3 separate regions of the Homo sapiens genome follow, and regions 2 and 3 are each linked to region 1. The links are chromatin contacts, found by Hi-C or POLR2A ChIA-PET in ENCODE. All regions are on one chromosome and are shown on one strand. Each heading gives the region's core, a stretch centred on a gene start or an enhancer-like site at or near the end of the contact. The rest is flanking DNA. Distances are from core to core; before and after follow the strand shown.

Evidence for each region. Hi-C counts contacts between places; a loop is a spot of excess contacts on that map. ChIA-PET counts read pairs that join two places held with the same protein, here RNA polymerase II (POLR2A). Pooled maps may share reads with other maps.
Region 2: a loop to region 1 is called in a map with no recorded cell type, with 2.7 times the contacts of the local background. The contact joins two enhancer-like sites. A Hi-C loop is called at or near these places in 2 of 37 single-sample maps with no recorded cell type.
Region 3: a pooled map shows a loop between it and region 1 (3-fold over the local background). The contact joins the promoter of B3GNT2 here to the enhancer-like site in region 1. A Hi-C loop is called at or near these places in 1 of 168 maps with a recorded cell type or tissue (vagina) and 8 of 50 pooled maps. POLR2A ChIA-PET finds 5 or more read pairs at or near these places in 1 of 52 experiments (A549).

What each region holds. Positions count from the first base shown.
Region 1 is chr2:62,772,767-62,777,625 of GRCh38, forward strand. The region is part of intron 5 of EHBP1 (EH domain binding protein 1); the gene reads left to right. Among named protein-coding and RNA genes, the nearest start is that of EHBP1, 69 kb to the left of the region's middle. Within about 2 kb of position 1,870, at least 4 of the 41 ENCODE cell types and tissues checked have a DNase peak (open chromatin) inside an H3K27ac peak, as active enhancers do.
Region 2 is chr2:62,217,039-62,221,663 of GRCh38, forward strand. All of the region lies in intron 1 of B3GNT2 (UDP-GlcNAc:betaGal beta-1,3-N-acetylglucosaminyltransferase 2), which reads left to right. Among named protein-coding and RNA genes, the nearest start is that of MIR5192, 14 kb to the left of the region's middle. RefSeq lists an enhancer at 606-1,105. Within about 2 kb of position 2,538, at least 2 of the 41 ENCODE cell types and tissues checked have a DNase peak (open chromatin) inside an H3K27ac peak, as active enhancers do.
Region 3 is chr2:62,192,762-62,197,787 of GRCh38, forward strand. B3GNT2 (UDP-GlcNAc:betaGal beta-1,3-N-acetylglucosaminyltransferase 2) reads left to right here and starts at 3,354. Exons shown (of 2, transcript NM_006577.6): 1 at 3,354-3,594. It overlaps LOC124906013 (a long non-coding RNA gene), which reads right to left and starts at 3,252. Exons shown (of 2, transcript XR_007086336.1): 1 at 2,378-3,252; 2 at 1,228-2,146. RefSeq lists enhancers at 1,839-2,446, 3,053-3,659, 4,640-4,749 and silencers at 2,740-2,969, 3,260-3,699, 3,880-4,229.

The sequences.
Region 1 (4,859 bases), core at 620-3,119:
CTTTATAACAGGCTTATCACATGCTTTGTGTAATATTCTTCCTTTCTATGCCTGACTTTGGTATGTATCTCAGTGACAAAAGGAATTTTTTGTTTATTCCCTGGCAGTAACTGGGCCATGTTTAGGACTAAAGAGCTGAGAAGTTTGGTAGTGAGATCAGGTCCATTATAGATTTACTTTCATATTATGAAGTTATGAGATTTCAGAAGGATTGTGAAATTGCTATATTCTTAATGCATGGGAAAGAGCACAGATGTACATGTTATGACCAAAGCATTTGAAATACATTAACTCAAGAGAATACACTAATTTATATACTCTAAATTAGGGCAACTGTCATAAATTATGAACTATATCAAAAGGATGAGTTTATGTAATTAAACCGAAACGAGACAAACAAAACAAAGGAAGTGCTATATTCTCACCTGGAAGATAGACGAGAATGGGGTAGATCTCCCTCTTCAGTTTTCAGGAGGACATTAATTTCTTTCTGCCAATATCAACTCCTGTATAGTGAGATTTGAGAATAATTTTTTTTTCTCTGTCTAGGTGTATTAACTCTTTTTACCTGCTCTGGAAAATCTAGGCCAGTTTTCTGAGATGTGTACAGGACCCCTACTTGCATAAGTAGATTTAACGAGGGAAAAGTTTTATTTCATTCATCTCTGTATCTACCACAATTTTTTTTTCAAACCATACTACCTTTGGGGTAGTAGCTTCTCAATAAATATTTATTGAAGGAGTGAGTGAATGAATGGTATAGTTAAACTCTGTGAACTGTTATAAATCCTGTAAGGATTATTCTTTTTAAGAGAAAAATACCTGTAATCCCAGCACTTTGAGAGGCCAAGGCAGGCAGATTGCCTGAGGTCGGGAGTTCGAGCCCAGTCTGGCCAACATGGTGAAACCCCATCTTTACTAAAAATACAAAACAATTAGTTGGGCTTGGTGGCGTGCGCCTGTAATCCCAGCTACTCGGGAGACTGAGGCAGGAGAATTGCTTGAACCAGGGAGATGGAGGTTGCAGTGAGCCGAGATCGCGCCACTGCACTCCAACCTAGGTGATACAGCAAGACTCCATCTCAAAAAAAAAAAAAAAAAAAAAAAAAAAAAAAAAAAGAGAGAGAGAAGAATAACGTGAGTAACATCCATCAACTATACAGAAGAAAATTTGAAAAGTAGACCCTAGAGGCAGTAAAACAGCATGTGAAGGATCCATATGCTGTTACAGTAGGAGCTCTTCTGATCAACTTTATTGAACTTGCATAAGCCAATCTCATGAGATTTGTCTGTATTACCATCTGTGGGATTAAATATTCTTAGGCTGGGCATAGTCTCTCACACCTGTAATCCCAGCACTTTGGGAGGCCAAGGCGGGTGGATCACTTGAGGTCAGGAGTTGGAGACCATTCTGGCCAACATGGTGAAACAGCGTCTCTACTAAAAATACAAAAATTAGCCAGGTATGGTGGTGCATGACTGTAATCCCAGCTACTCAGGAGGCTGAGGCTGAAAAATCACTTAAACCTGGGAGGCAGAGGTTGCAGTGAGCCAAGATCGTGCTACTGCACTCCAGCCTGAGCGACAGAGCAAGACTCTGTCTCAAAAAGAAAAAAAAAAAAAAGAGAGAAAAGAAAGGAAGAAAGAAATGTTCTTAGACATTTTCTTTAAACCAAAATTTGATATAAGTAGACGTTGCATTTTTCAAGTATTAGCAGTTTGCTTTACTTGACATAATCTAATGAGAGATTTTTAACCTTTTAAATAGATGATTCAGTATTCATTCATTCAGCACTTAAGTATTCATTGAGCGTGTATTATGTGCTAGATACTGTTCTAGGCATTGGAAATGGTGGTGTATAAAACATATGATTCAAGACCAGCCTGGGCAACACAAAGGAGACTCAGTCTACAAAAAAATAAAAAAAATTAACTGGACGTGGTGGCATATGCTTGTGGTCCTGACTGTTCAGGAGGCTGAGGTGGGAGGATTGCTTGAGCCCAGAAGGTCAAGGCTGCAGTGAGCTGTGATCGTGACACTGCACTCCAGCCTGGATGACTAAGTGAAACCCTGTCTCAAACAAAACAAAACAAAAAAAACCAGATAACAAGTTAACAAATCTCATCGCTGTGTAGTTTACACTCATATGTGTGTGTGTGAGAGAGAGGATAAAAATTACTGTATGAAAGATTTAGTATGTTAGATAAAATAAATACATAATGTATGCTAAATATATATAGTAGGTTACATAAATGCTCTATGGAGAAAAAAGGAAGAGGGATAAGGATCCCCCGTCTTTATGATTACATAGTTATAATGAGCCACCTTATTATTTCTAAAGTCTCCAAAAGAGAATTGGGGTATGCTTGTCAAATTTATTTAAAATATATTTTAATAAGAGAGTTGATGAAATGAATATTGTAAGGTATGGGAAAGTTTTAAAATAACCTTGGCATTCTATATATAAACCTCTCCTAGGTTATAGCTCCCCTCAGTGGTGAATGATGAAATTGACTTTTGCTGATCATTATGTAGCAATAACATGTTACAATGTTATACTTTCCCTTACATTTTAATGTGCTTTCACATTTCATGCAAAAGAATTAGTGAATTTCAAAGAGCTAAAGTTCTTCTCTTTGTCTTGTAAAACCTCGGTTTTGTTAGAAATTCTGTTGGTATATTGTCCTGACACTGAAAAGGTATGCTCTTTGAATGGAATTGTAATACCTTTCTTTTCTTTGCACATTGTGTTACAACCCCACAGTTAATAAAGAAATGTTGAGACTTTAACCGTAATGTCCAGTAGTAGCATTAGTAACAAAGAGTGAAGTTATATTTAATATAAAATATCCCAATAAAACAGAAGTCTCCAAATATATATCACTGTAACAAATTTATTGGACCCTTACTATGTACCAGGTACTATGTATAATAGAATGCTTTATACACATTATCTCATTTGCTCATTATAATAACTCTGGTGTGAGTCAGATATAACCCTATTTTACAGGTAAAGAAAGTGAGGTTTAGAGAGGTTAAGTAACTTGCCCACAGTTATATAGCTAACAGGTTGGGATTTTATCCAGTCTTGTCTTTCTCCAGGGCCTTTGCCCTTAACCCCTACTGCAATAACTAGCTACCTTAATAAGAAAGATGAAAAGAGATCATTTGAAATTGTAGAATCATAGGGAAGCTTTTAATCAGTCTTCTGTAGTGGTAAGTCTGTGAAGAATATATGTATCAGATTAGTGAAGGTAGTCTTTAATTATTGTTTATATACAGTTTAGAAGTTATTTGGGTTAATTATTTCACTACTGTTAGACATTATAAAATGGAATTCTAGAATTTATCAGTCACTAGAATTCTTAATATTTTTTCTCAAGGCAACCTTACTGCTTCTTTGTGCAAATTGACATAATGCTATTTTCATTTTATTGGTTCTCTTGTTTCTGATTTCTCCGTTTTGTCTGAGCTTTCTTCTTTGGACCAGAAACTTTAGAGTTGAAATTTTAGAGGTGGTTCTGCCACTTACTGGCTATGCAACCTTAGATAAGTCATTTAATATTTCACAGCTTCCATGTAGTCATGTATAAAATGATGGTATTAATATCTACTCCACAGGTTATTGAAGATTGGAAATAATGTATGTAAAGCATCTAGCTTGGTAAGGAGTAGCTATTTTTATAATGTTCCTTTCTAGAGGACACAGAAGAATATAAAGGAAAGAAAACTAGATTTCTAAATTTTATTGTTGCAGGATTTTAGTTTTTCCATTCCTTTCTACCACTTACACCTCTCAATGATTTCTAGACTTTACTGTTATCTCAAAGCAATGACAAGGCAACTTGTAACATCTCACTTGGACTAAACTTAAAATATTTTTCTTTTTATCTTTTGATTTAGGATATCTTCCCCTTATAAATTTAATCTAGGATTAACAACAAGTATTTCTTTTGGATCATTTACAATCCATTTACTTATTAGTGTAGATAAGAATGGATACTATAAAACACTATGTTTCATTTTTATCTACTGTAATAGAATAACATCTGTTCATCCAGACAGTTGACATTGTAGGGTTTTTTAAAAATATGAAGCCACAACAGTTATATTTAGGAAACAAAATTTTTTTTCTCTTCCTGGTGTTTTAGATTACCCAATTAAATCCAGAACCATTACATTTGTAAATTATATCCATAGGTTTTAGTTTCTTGTTTTTACATTTGAGACAAGGTCTTGCTCTGTCACCCAGGCTAGAGTGCAGTGTTGTGATCATGGCTCACTGCAACCTTGAACTCCTGGGCTCAAGCGATCGTCCTGCCTCAGCCTCCCCAGTAGCTGAGACTACAGGTGCACACCATTATACCTTGCTAATTTTCTATTTTGTAGAGACGGAGTCTCCCTTTGTTGACTAGGCTGTTTTGAACCGCTGAGCTCAAGCAGTACTCCCACCTCGGCCTCCCAGAGTGTTGAGATTACAGGCATGAGCTACCACACCCAGCTGGTGTTGGTTTTTAAAATCTAAAAAAATTTATTTTTCTGATTCCACTGTTTTATTTTAATACATTAAAAGCATATTGATGAAAGGCACCAATCAGATTGAATCCATTCATTAATTTATTCAACCATTCTGCAATATTTTAATATGGATTTTCTATATGCCCAGACATTTGGTGGTTATTGAAGATACAAAGTCAGTTAAGACATGCAGAATTTTGATTCTGAGATTCATGGTTTTTTCTCCCACATTTTTTTCTGTGAAATTGGGATCATCTTATATCTAGGATGTCCCACAGTTATAACTGGTAGTTTTTTGTTTGTTTGTTTGTTTTGCTTTCTTACTGCTATATAAAATAAT
Region 2 (4,625 bases), core at 1,288-3,787, 560 kb before region 1:
GCTGCATTTTGCCCAGAGCCTAGCCTGTAGAGTCACTAATGTTACTTAAGATAGTACACTGCCTCCCATATCTGATGGTTGACTCGTAGTTTTGTGGGTGAAAATGTATAAATACAGAGCTTTTAAAAAGTTACTTTAAGAAGATTAACCATGGAAAATTAGACACAAATCCCTTCAGTTCCTGCGGTCATAACCATACGCAGCAGCGTTTGCTTCCGTGATTGTGTGATGGTTGAAAACTCGCACTCTGGAGCTATCATTGCCTGGGTTTGAGTCCTGGCTCTACCATTTACCAGCTGTGTGACATTGGACAAGTTCAGTCACTTGTCCACCCACCCCGTGCCCCCTACCCTGTGCCTCAGCGAAATAAGCAGTGGGAATTTAGAGTATCTGCCTCAAAGGATTGCTGGTGCTTGGTACATATTTGTTAAGGCAGGTGTGTTCATGTTTCACTATTACATGTAGGAGCCCTTAGGACGTGGCACAGGCACAAGGGAAGGTGTGCAGGTAATAGGGATGGGTGTTGTGACAGCCTCTATGCAGCACTGTAGGGGTCGAATACGGCGATGCTGACACAGGCTGGGGGTGGGCTGTGGAACAGGGAACCCCGCATGGGGCTGTGTGCTGTATCCCGGTCCCCAGCGTGCGGCGGAAGAGGCTGCTTACAGGGCAGACCTTTGGGCAGCGTTAAAGGATGTGAAAACACCCTCTCATCCCACCACCCTGAATAAACCCACTTTGTTTTTGTGTAGTATTTTATCTAGATTGTCACATAGTTTCAGCATCATGTCTACTGTTTTGTAAGCCATTTTTCAGCTAAGGTTTTCTCTGTTATACTGTCTTTCTAAATATTTTCATTTCATTAAACAAAACCAACTGAAGTTTCAAAACTGTTCTGTCCCTGTTGGGGACAAGGTAAAAAGCTAAGGTTGCTTTGTGTTTGTATATGGGGTTTTCTCTTATTTCTGTTACAACAGAAAGTCTGTGTTTCACAGCGAGAGTTTATAACATCTTCCCCCAGCTTTGGGGTGAGTTTTCTTAAATTCTTCTTACGCAATGTAACTTCCTGCTGAAGAAAGGACATTGGAATTGGGTTTTCTGTCTGCGATGGGAATGTTTAGTCAGATATTTAGAGAGCTTTTTCCCACAGATATTTTTATGGGGGTCACTGCTTTATCCTCCTTTCCATGAACTTGGCTTTGTTCTAAGAGCCTACTAGAAGCCGAGTTCTCATGCAAGACACTGTGCCCAGGTCACAAGTGCACGATGACATTTAACCTTGATGGAAATGTGCAGTTGAGAATCTTGTTTTCTCCACCTTCCTCTTCAGATTGGCTTGAAAGAAATACCCTTTAGCAAGTAATGGGAAGAGTTGCCTCAAATTGAGCCTTTGGGAATCTGAAGTCTTTTACAAGAAAGGCTGATCTGTTTCCTGAGGTGGGGCTGGGAGCTTGTAGGTGCCCCCATTTCTCTTTCTTTGGAGCCTCTTTAACTATCAATGTACCATGATCCCGTGCCATAATCAGCCTGTGGGACTTCACTGTTGACCTGGTCCAGGTAACTAGAATGTGGTTGAGCCTCATAGAAAAAAGAGATCCAGAGAGTCCTGGATTGGGAGCCAGAAGGTGGTCTTGTCTAAGCCTTGTCACGTAACTCTTCCATAATATTCAGGCAAATCATCAGTCCCCTCTGAGCTTCCATTTTCTCCTGGTAAAGTGGCATCCCGTGCAATGAGAAATGAGCAGGAAAATGCCCTGCGGGCTGGAGGCCTTGAGCACTTAAATGAAAGTTGAGGGTGGTGTTCCCGGGAAGGCCATTCATTAGTCCCTGTGTCTTGAGCCAAGGTGATGTGAGAACTGTACCTTGACGTGGCCTTGATTGAGGAAATAAAAGGCTGAATTGTAGCAGATGAAGTTGGAAATCTTGCCAGGGGTCAGCAAGCTTATTCCTCAAAGCATCCTCAAAAGAAGGATTGGTGTTTTCCGTGATAGAGGCTTCAAGTGGTTATGGCTGGATTCCAGTTATTCATGGCCTCTCCCATAATCTAGATGTATAAACTTGTTAAATTATCTGGAGTCATTTTTACATGTTATTCACTCTGTATCTTTCCTAGGAGAATTAGCTCTGGAAGTTCACAGCCTCCTATGTAAAGTACTGTGCTTCCCTTTTTTCTTCCCTAAGCTGTCCTCTTTTACTCCAGAAATTTTGGTAAAGGTCTATTAATGTTTAAATCCCTTTACTGAGTTAAATTTTTGCCGGGTATTAAGCTGTTCATAGTATGTGCTGTTTTTTCCTGAGTAGTTTTGCTCTGTCACCCAGGCTGGAGTGCAGTGGCACGATCTCAGCTCACTGCAACCTCAGCCTCCCAAGTAGCTTGGACTACAGGAGTGCACCACCATGCCTTTTTTGTATTTTTAGTAGAGGCAGGGTTTTGCTGTGTTGGCCAGGCTGGTCTCAAACTCCTGGCCTCAAGTGATCTGCCCACCTCGGCCTACCAAAGCAAAGTGCTGGGTTTACAGGCGTGAGTCACTCTGCCTGGCCCCTTTGCAAATCTTTTTCTTCATTGTAGTTTTTCACCATCACACATTTCCTGTTGCCCTTCCTTCCAGACTAGGAAGGGCCTGAGACCTAGAGACAGCAGTACTGGGTCAAGGGCTCACTTTAGCATTAGGAGAATTGTCCCAAGTTAGAGAGAACCTTTTCTTTTTGAGAAGTATTTGAGAAATAACTGGAGTTATCACGGAAGTCTCCAAAGGTATGAGGTTAGGTTTTTCAAGAGTAGTTTTGTGGGCAGGGGACCAGGGAGTGGGTGCTGCTGATTGGCTGTGGATGCAATCAAAGCCATGTGCTGAGTCTGCAGGGGTTGGGGGGAGTCATGAGTCTCTAGTCTGGGTGGGGTAAGTCTGAGAAACATTCAGAAGACCAATCTTAGTTTCTATAATAGTGGTGTTAACTACAGGAGCACTTGGGGAAGTCAAAGATCTTGTGGCCTCTGGCCACATGACTTCTGAGCAATACGGGATTATAAAAACTGTGCTTACATTTTAGCAGAATTCAGGCCCCTCTCAATCCTAATCTTGTGACCTTTCATTAGCCTCAGCCCCCTGAACAAGGAAGGGATCAGTTTTATGGAGGGACTGTTACCATCTTTGCTTCGAAGTTAAACTGTAAACTAAATTTCTCCCGTGGTTAGCTTGGCCTATGCCCAGGAATGAGTGGAGACAGCTAGCCTGTGAGGGTAGACGCAAGATGGAGTCAGCCATGCTAGATTTCTTACTGTCCATAATCTTTGCAAAGGTGGTTTCAGCAGTAGTAAATACAAGCAACCAGATAAAGGTCTACTAGGCAGATCTTTACAGACACACAATAGCTTGTGAATTCCTGTTGATCTCATCTGGGCTCTCTAATATGTAATAGTTTTACAGCATTCTCAGCATGACAAATATTTTTCTACTTTACCGTTTGTTAGAATCCAGTGAACTTAAAAATCCTCTCCTTTCAAAAAGCAAATACTAGATTAAAATAGTTGCAAAGCTTTCTTTTAGGGATTGGAGAAGTGTAGCTACCTTTTGGCATGGTACAGACTTGGAATCTGTTTGCCTTGGCTGGTATTCCAGTCTGCCCTTCTTTAAATGTGTACCTCCTCAGGTATAAAATGGGAATGAGTAATAGTACCTAAGGATAAATTCCCAGTTGAATTAACCTGATAAGAAAATCTTCAGCTCTTTATAGAACATTGCCATCCCACTTTTTTGGGCTATCTTTTAATGTCACCTTGGTTTAAATGTTCATTCTTGTATAGGTCATCCATGTCAATAGTGTTAGAACCTTGGATATCCCCAGCAAACCATCTCATTACTCATTCTTTATTCTTCCATTGCCCACAGCCTGAAATCTTTTGATATTTCACTAAAATATCATTTGTATTTCCCTTTTTGCTACAAACAATAGAGATCTTAAATATACACTTCAGGTTTGACATATGCATACATCCGTGGAGCCTTCATCAGGATCAAGACCTACATGGTACATTTCTGTACCCCAGGAAGTTCCTTCCTATCCTTCTCTAAGCCCACCACCTCCATCACTTTCAGATTTCTAGAACCTAAATTCATTTTGCCTGTTCTTGAAGTTAATATAAATGAAAATTTGGGTCTGGCCTTCATTCACAATGTAATGTTGTAATGTTTCATCCACAATAGTTTCCCTTTCTATTGCCGAGGGGATATACCATTGTATGCAGATGCCACAGTTTGATCATCTGTTCTGTTGATATTGGGCTGTTGCCAGTTCTTGGCTATTGGGATAAAGCTGTCCTGAGTCTGCTTTCATTTTCTCTGTCTGAGATGCTCTGTGGTTCCTGTCTCCTGCTTCCTAGCCCTGCAACCTTGGGCAAGTGTCTTAATCTCTCTGCTTTGGTTTCCTTATCTGTAAAATGGTAGGTTGGAAAATAACTCAGGGTTGGGACTAACATTAAAAAAAAGAGAGAGAGATAGGGTCAGACATGCCTATAATCCCAGCACTTTGGGAGGCTGAGGTGGGAGGATCACCTTAGGTTGGGAGTTTGAGCCCAGCCTGAGCAACGTAACCAGTCCCTGTTTCTACATTTTAAAATCTCAAAGTTT
Region 3 (5,026 bases), core at 2,104-4,603, 580 kb before region 1:
CCTCTCTACATTTGCTCTACTGCTTAAACAAATGGCCCCTCTCACATTATAGCAACAGCCTCCTAACTGTCCCTCCATTCCATTCTTCCCCTTTCCCTATTCCTTCTTCACACTGCAGTCAGAGTGATCTACTTCAAAATGCAAAATTGAGTGTATGACTCTTGTTTCAAATGTCTCAGGATAAAGTCCAAACTCTGTAATGTGGTGTACTGGCCCTGCGTGATCTAACCCCTGCCTGCCTCTCTAACTTCCTCCTCAACCACTTCTTCCTTTATAGTCTGAACCAGCCAGGAACTCCTCATGGACTCCCCAGATGATCTCACCACCTTGCACTCCCTGTGGCCCATATCACAATTGTAATTAATTAATAGTGCATTTAATTGTTAAGCCCCTCTCTCCAGCTAGACTGTGAGCTCCAAGCAGGGAGTGTGTTTGCCATGTTCACCACTCCAGCGCCTAGTCCTGTGCTGCATCTAGAGGATGGCCAGTACATTTTTGTTGAATAAGTGAATAACACATCTCTGCCTACTGATGATGGACCTGGGTCCCAACCTAACAGTAGGGACTATAGCCAAGCGATGTGGAATCTAGCATTGAGTTACTCCCCAAAAGACACAAGGTAACTATTGTAGATATACTCCCAACTGTGTTAAAGCCACCATGGAGAAAATGCCCTTATTTATTTGAGACGGAGTCTTGCTCTGTCGCCCAGGCTGGAGTGCAGTGGCACGATCTCGGCTCAGTGCAACCTCCACCTCCCGAGTTCAAGCAATTCTCCTGCCTCAGCCTGCCAAGTAGCTGGGACTACAGGTGTCCACCACCACACCTGGCTAATTTTTTTGTATTTTTTGTAGAGACGGGGTTTTACCATGTTGGCCAGGGTGGTCTTGAACTCCTGACCTCAAGTGATCCGCCCACCTTGGCCTCCCAAGGTACTGGGATTACAGGCATGAGCCACCGTGCCTGGCCTAAGAATACCCTTATTTTTAAATTTCATGGCCTGGGCAGCCTTGGGCAGCGAGGGACACAAGCTTAATTTCCTAGTTGGTTGCCAGCTGACATTGTAGCAGCTCCTTTACTATAAACTCCTTGGCTGGCCGTTCTTGCAAGCATGTCTGTGGCTACAGGGAGTGCATTTAAAGGGAAGACACATATGCATGGAAACAATATACCAATCTGATGGCACAGAAAATCTTCCTTAGATGTCCGCTTTGTCTCAACACTGCATTTAAATATCAGACAGCAGCCTAGAGATATCTTTATTTAAACCCAGGAACATGGACTCAATATTATTTTGATACAGAATGAAGACATAGACTTCATTTATTAATTTATACTCCCTAGAGTTCTTTTTTTTTTTTTGAGACAGAGTCTCACTCTGTCACCCAGGCTGGAGTACAGTGGCACGATTTCGGCTTACTGCAACCTCCGCCTCCCTGAGTTCGGCGATTGTCCTGCCTCAGCCTCCCAAGTGGCTGGGATTACAGGTACATGTCACCATTAATTTTTGTATTTTTAGTAGAAACAGGGTTTCACCATGTTGGCCAGACAGGTCTCGAACTCCTGACCTTGTGATCCACCCGCCTCGGCCTCCCAAAGTGCTGGGATTACAGGCGTGAGCCACCGCGCCCGGCCTCTACTTCCTAGAGTTCTTAGAGAATTTCTAGCTTCTGTTTCTTTAAACATGTTTTATTAGCTTTCTAAATTATGAAAGTAAATACAACTGGAAAAATACAAAATCCAAAGTCAAGGGAGTAAAAAAATGTAACTCCCTTGTTTCCCCTCCCCGCGTAACCGTGGTTAACAGTCGGTGTGCACCCTTACAGATGTTTTTTCTATGAAAATACAAACATTCGACTTGTTTCTTGGACTTTACCTCGCAGTCCGAGGAGAATCATGTGAACAGCATGAAAGCAGCATGGTCCGAAGACTGCAAACCATAACATTTCCATATCTACTGACTCTGAATTCCTGTTTCTAGAGGACCCGCACCCACGTGGCTCTGTGCATCCGCAGCAACTTGGTCTTTCTTCCTTTGCTGAGTTTGGTTAAGGGAAAGGGCCGATTATTGAGTGGGCTCAGTTCACAGGTGCCTGAAATTCCTACTTAGCAATGTTCCTTTCCAGCTGATTCCGCCTCCGAGAGCCTTAGGAAAAAATGCTAACAGTTAGGAGCGAAGCGTCCTTAATTGCTCAGTCCAATTATCTAGATGGGTCCAGGTTCGGTTTCGATTCAGAGATAAGGACCAGGGGGCGGGGACGCTTCCAGGTGAGCCCCTGGTTAGGCTTGCCTCCCCGCGGAGCGCACGCGGGTCTCGCTGGCTGGACTGGGCCTTTCAAGACCAGGTAACTTCTCCATCCGGTATCGCCAGGCTTACCTGGGGGCCTCAGAATTGTGTCAGCTGCGTCTCTGAGTCACCTTGGAACCCCTCGAAGGAGCGCGGGGCTAGGAGGGCGCATCGGTGGGCCCGGGGACCCCGCTGCTAGGTGTGGTTGGCGCCAAGGCCGCCTCTGGCCGGCGGAGCCCTGCAGTGTCCGGAGGGTGCGGTCAGAGTCCGGCCCTTTAGGCCTTGCCTCGGTATCCGCCTTGCCCCTTGGGCCGCGGCACGGGTTCGGGCCGAGCGCCCGGCATCTTGCGTTTCTGGCTTCCTGAGACGGGCGTGGGACCTCGAGGAAACCACTCTGCATGACCCCACGAAGAGAACTAAGGACCACCCCCCACCCTTCCTGTCCTGGACGGCTTCATAAGCCAGAGGATCCAGTGGCAGTACCAAGCAGGGCACCACTCTGGGTCGTGAGCACCTAAGAGGTGGAGCAAAGGTCAGACCCCAGGGTGGCCCAGGCCTCCCTCCCCCGCCTCCCCGGCGGGGCCATTCCTCACCCGCCCCAGCACTGGAGGGGGCGGCCGGGGTCGGTCTAGTTCCGGTTACAAACTGGACAGAAAAGGCCACTGGAGTCTCGCTAGGCGATGCGCCTAGTCCCCTAGCCTCAGACGAACCGCAAGAGGGGCCACCCACAACTGGAGGGGCGGAGGCTGGAGCTGAGTTTCATTAGTGTTTTTGGAGCTGCCAGGCATTTCCAGGGGGGTCGCCTTCCTAGAGGCCCCCTTTCCCCAGCTTAACCCTCGGCTTTGCAGGAGGGTGCGTGGGGGCTGGAGGGTCCCTGGAAGCCGCAGGGAGCGCGGGCCCGGGTGGGTCCTGGTACCGGGTGGGGAGAGCGGAACCCTCCCAAAACTTGGGGCGCGGGGCGGGGCCGTCGGGCGGTGACGTGAGGGGCGGGGCCGGGCCCCATTGGCGGGCGGGCAGGGGAGGGGCGGGGCCGGGCGCCCGCGGCGGCTGCTGCGCCTGGAACCGGAGCCTGGAGTGAGGCGCAGCGGCAGCGGCAGCAGCGGCAACAAGTGCCGGAGGCTAGCAGAGCCAAGCCGGAGCAGTCCCTGCCGCCGACACCGCCGGGCCGCCCGTCCGGGGCGCCGCGCATGGAGCGTGAGCTGCGGCGGTCGCCGGGCTGAGCCGCGCGGAGCGGCCGGGACGTGGATGTGGCCGCGATCTCCCGCCCTTGCCCCCGCCCCGCCGAGCTGGAGCTGCTCCCGGACAAGGTAGGGCCCGGGCGCCGAGCACCCCCGCCGGCTCCCTCCCCGCTGCCCTCTCACCGCCAGGCCCCTCTACCAGTCCCCTTCCGCCTCCCTGCTTCCCGGCCCCACCTTCCGGACACCCTGCTACCCCCGCCCGGTTCCTCGCCGGTTCCGGCTTCGTACCCGCGCCCCGGTGGAGGAAGCCGTCCCTAGGTGGCTCCTGCCGCATTTAAGCCTCCCTTACCTTCCCGCCGTCCCAGCCACCCAACCTCAGCCCAGAGGGAGAGGAGAGGGACACCGCCCGCTGCGGGGCTTTGGAACCTCCCAACCCATTCCGTGCCCACCTCGCCCTGGAGCCCGGGGACCTTCCCCCTCCTCGCTGCACCCCAACTTCCGGGGGATCCGGCGCCGGGGCGATGCGGGCTTTGGCAAGGGGCATCTGGGGCCGGGCCTCCTCATCCGGGGCGCGCGGGCATTTCGGGGAGGGGGGCGCGCGTGATTCCTCGCTCGCACCCCCGCACCCCACCCTCGCACTGCGCCGGCCTCCCGTGCCGCATGGGGAGATCAGGTGTTTTGTGAGCCAAAGAGCCGCCGGCAGCCGCTCCCCACCCCCCACCCCCAACCTCTGCCACTTCTGTCTCCGGCTCCCCCAAAACTGGTTTCTGCCAAACTTAGGGAAAACCTTTCGCTTTGACCTTTTAAAAAAAATATTCCACACTGTTTGCGTTGAATGATTAACCAGGCTGCTAGCCCGAGTCGTGGGGGTGGGGTGGGGCGGGGTGGGGTGGGTGCTGCCAGGCCAGGGAGCGCCTGAAGCCGGACTCTACGAGACACCCCTCGTGGGAAGGTGGGCGTGGGGGGCCCTGCCGGGGCTGCGGGCGCGGGACTGGCGGCTACTCCAGCACGGCAGGCGGACCCTTCTGGAGGCAATAAACCGAGTCACCCGGTTAATTTCCAGGCCACGGTATTTGAAACTCGGGGCTGGGGAGCCGCAGAACTCCCTGTACCCCCATCAAGTAGAGGAGCCGTCGGGAGACTCCCCACAAGTGTCACAGCGTCAAAGCTCATCTTTAAAAATATGTACATTTATAACCTGGGTTGGCGAGGCGGCGCTCTTCTGCCCAAAACGTAGGGGTGGTTAGTTTGTAGAGTGGGCTTAGCTCACAGGTGCCTGAGCTGTATCCCCGTGGCCGCCTCAGCCACCCCAACTTCTCAGAAAGATTGTTTAGAACAATTAAACTATATTCTTTTGCCCTTCTCTTGTTGGAACCCTACCGTAATATCCGATAGCGAAGCCAGTTGGTGAATATAGAATTCTACTTGTTAAAACAAATTCTTCCGGTATAATTATTTGTGCCTCTGGAGGTGGTAAACGAGGTGGCCGACAGGGCCGGGACTGGGAGTGAAAAGGCGGGGACCCTGGCCGAGCCAGTCCCGGGGCTCCGGTGCCGGCTTA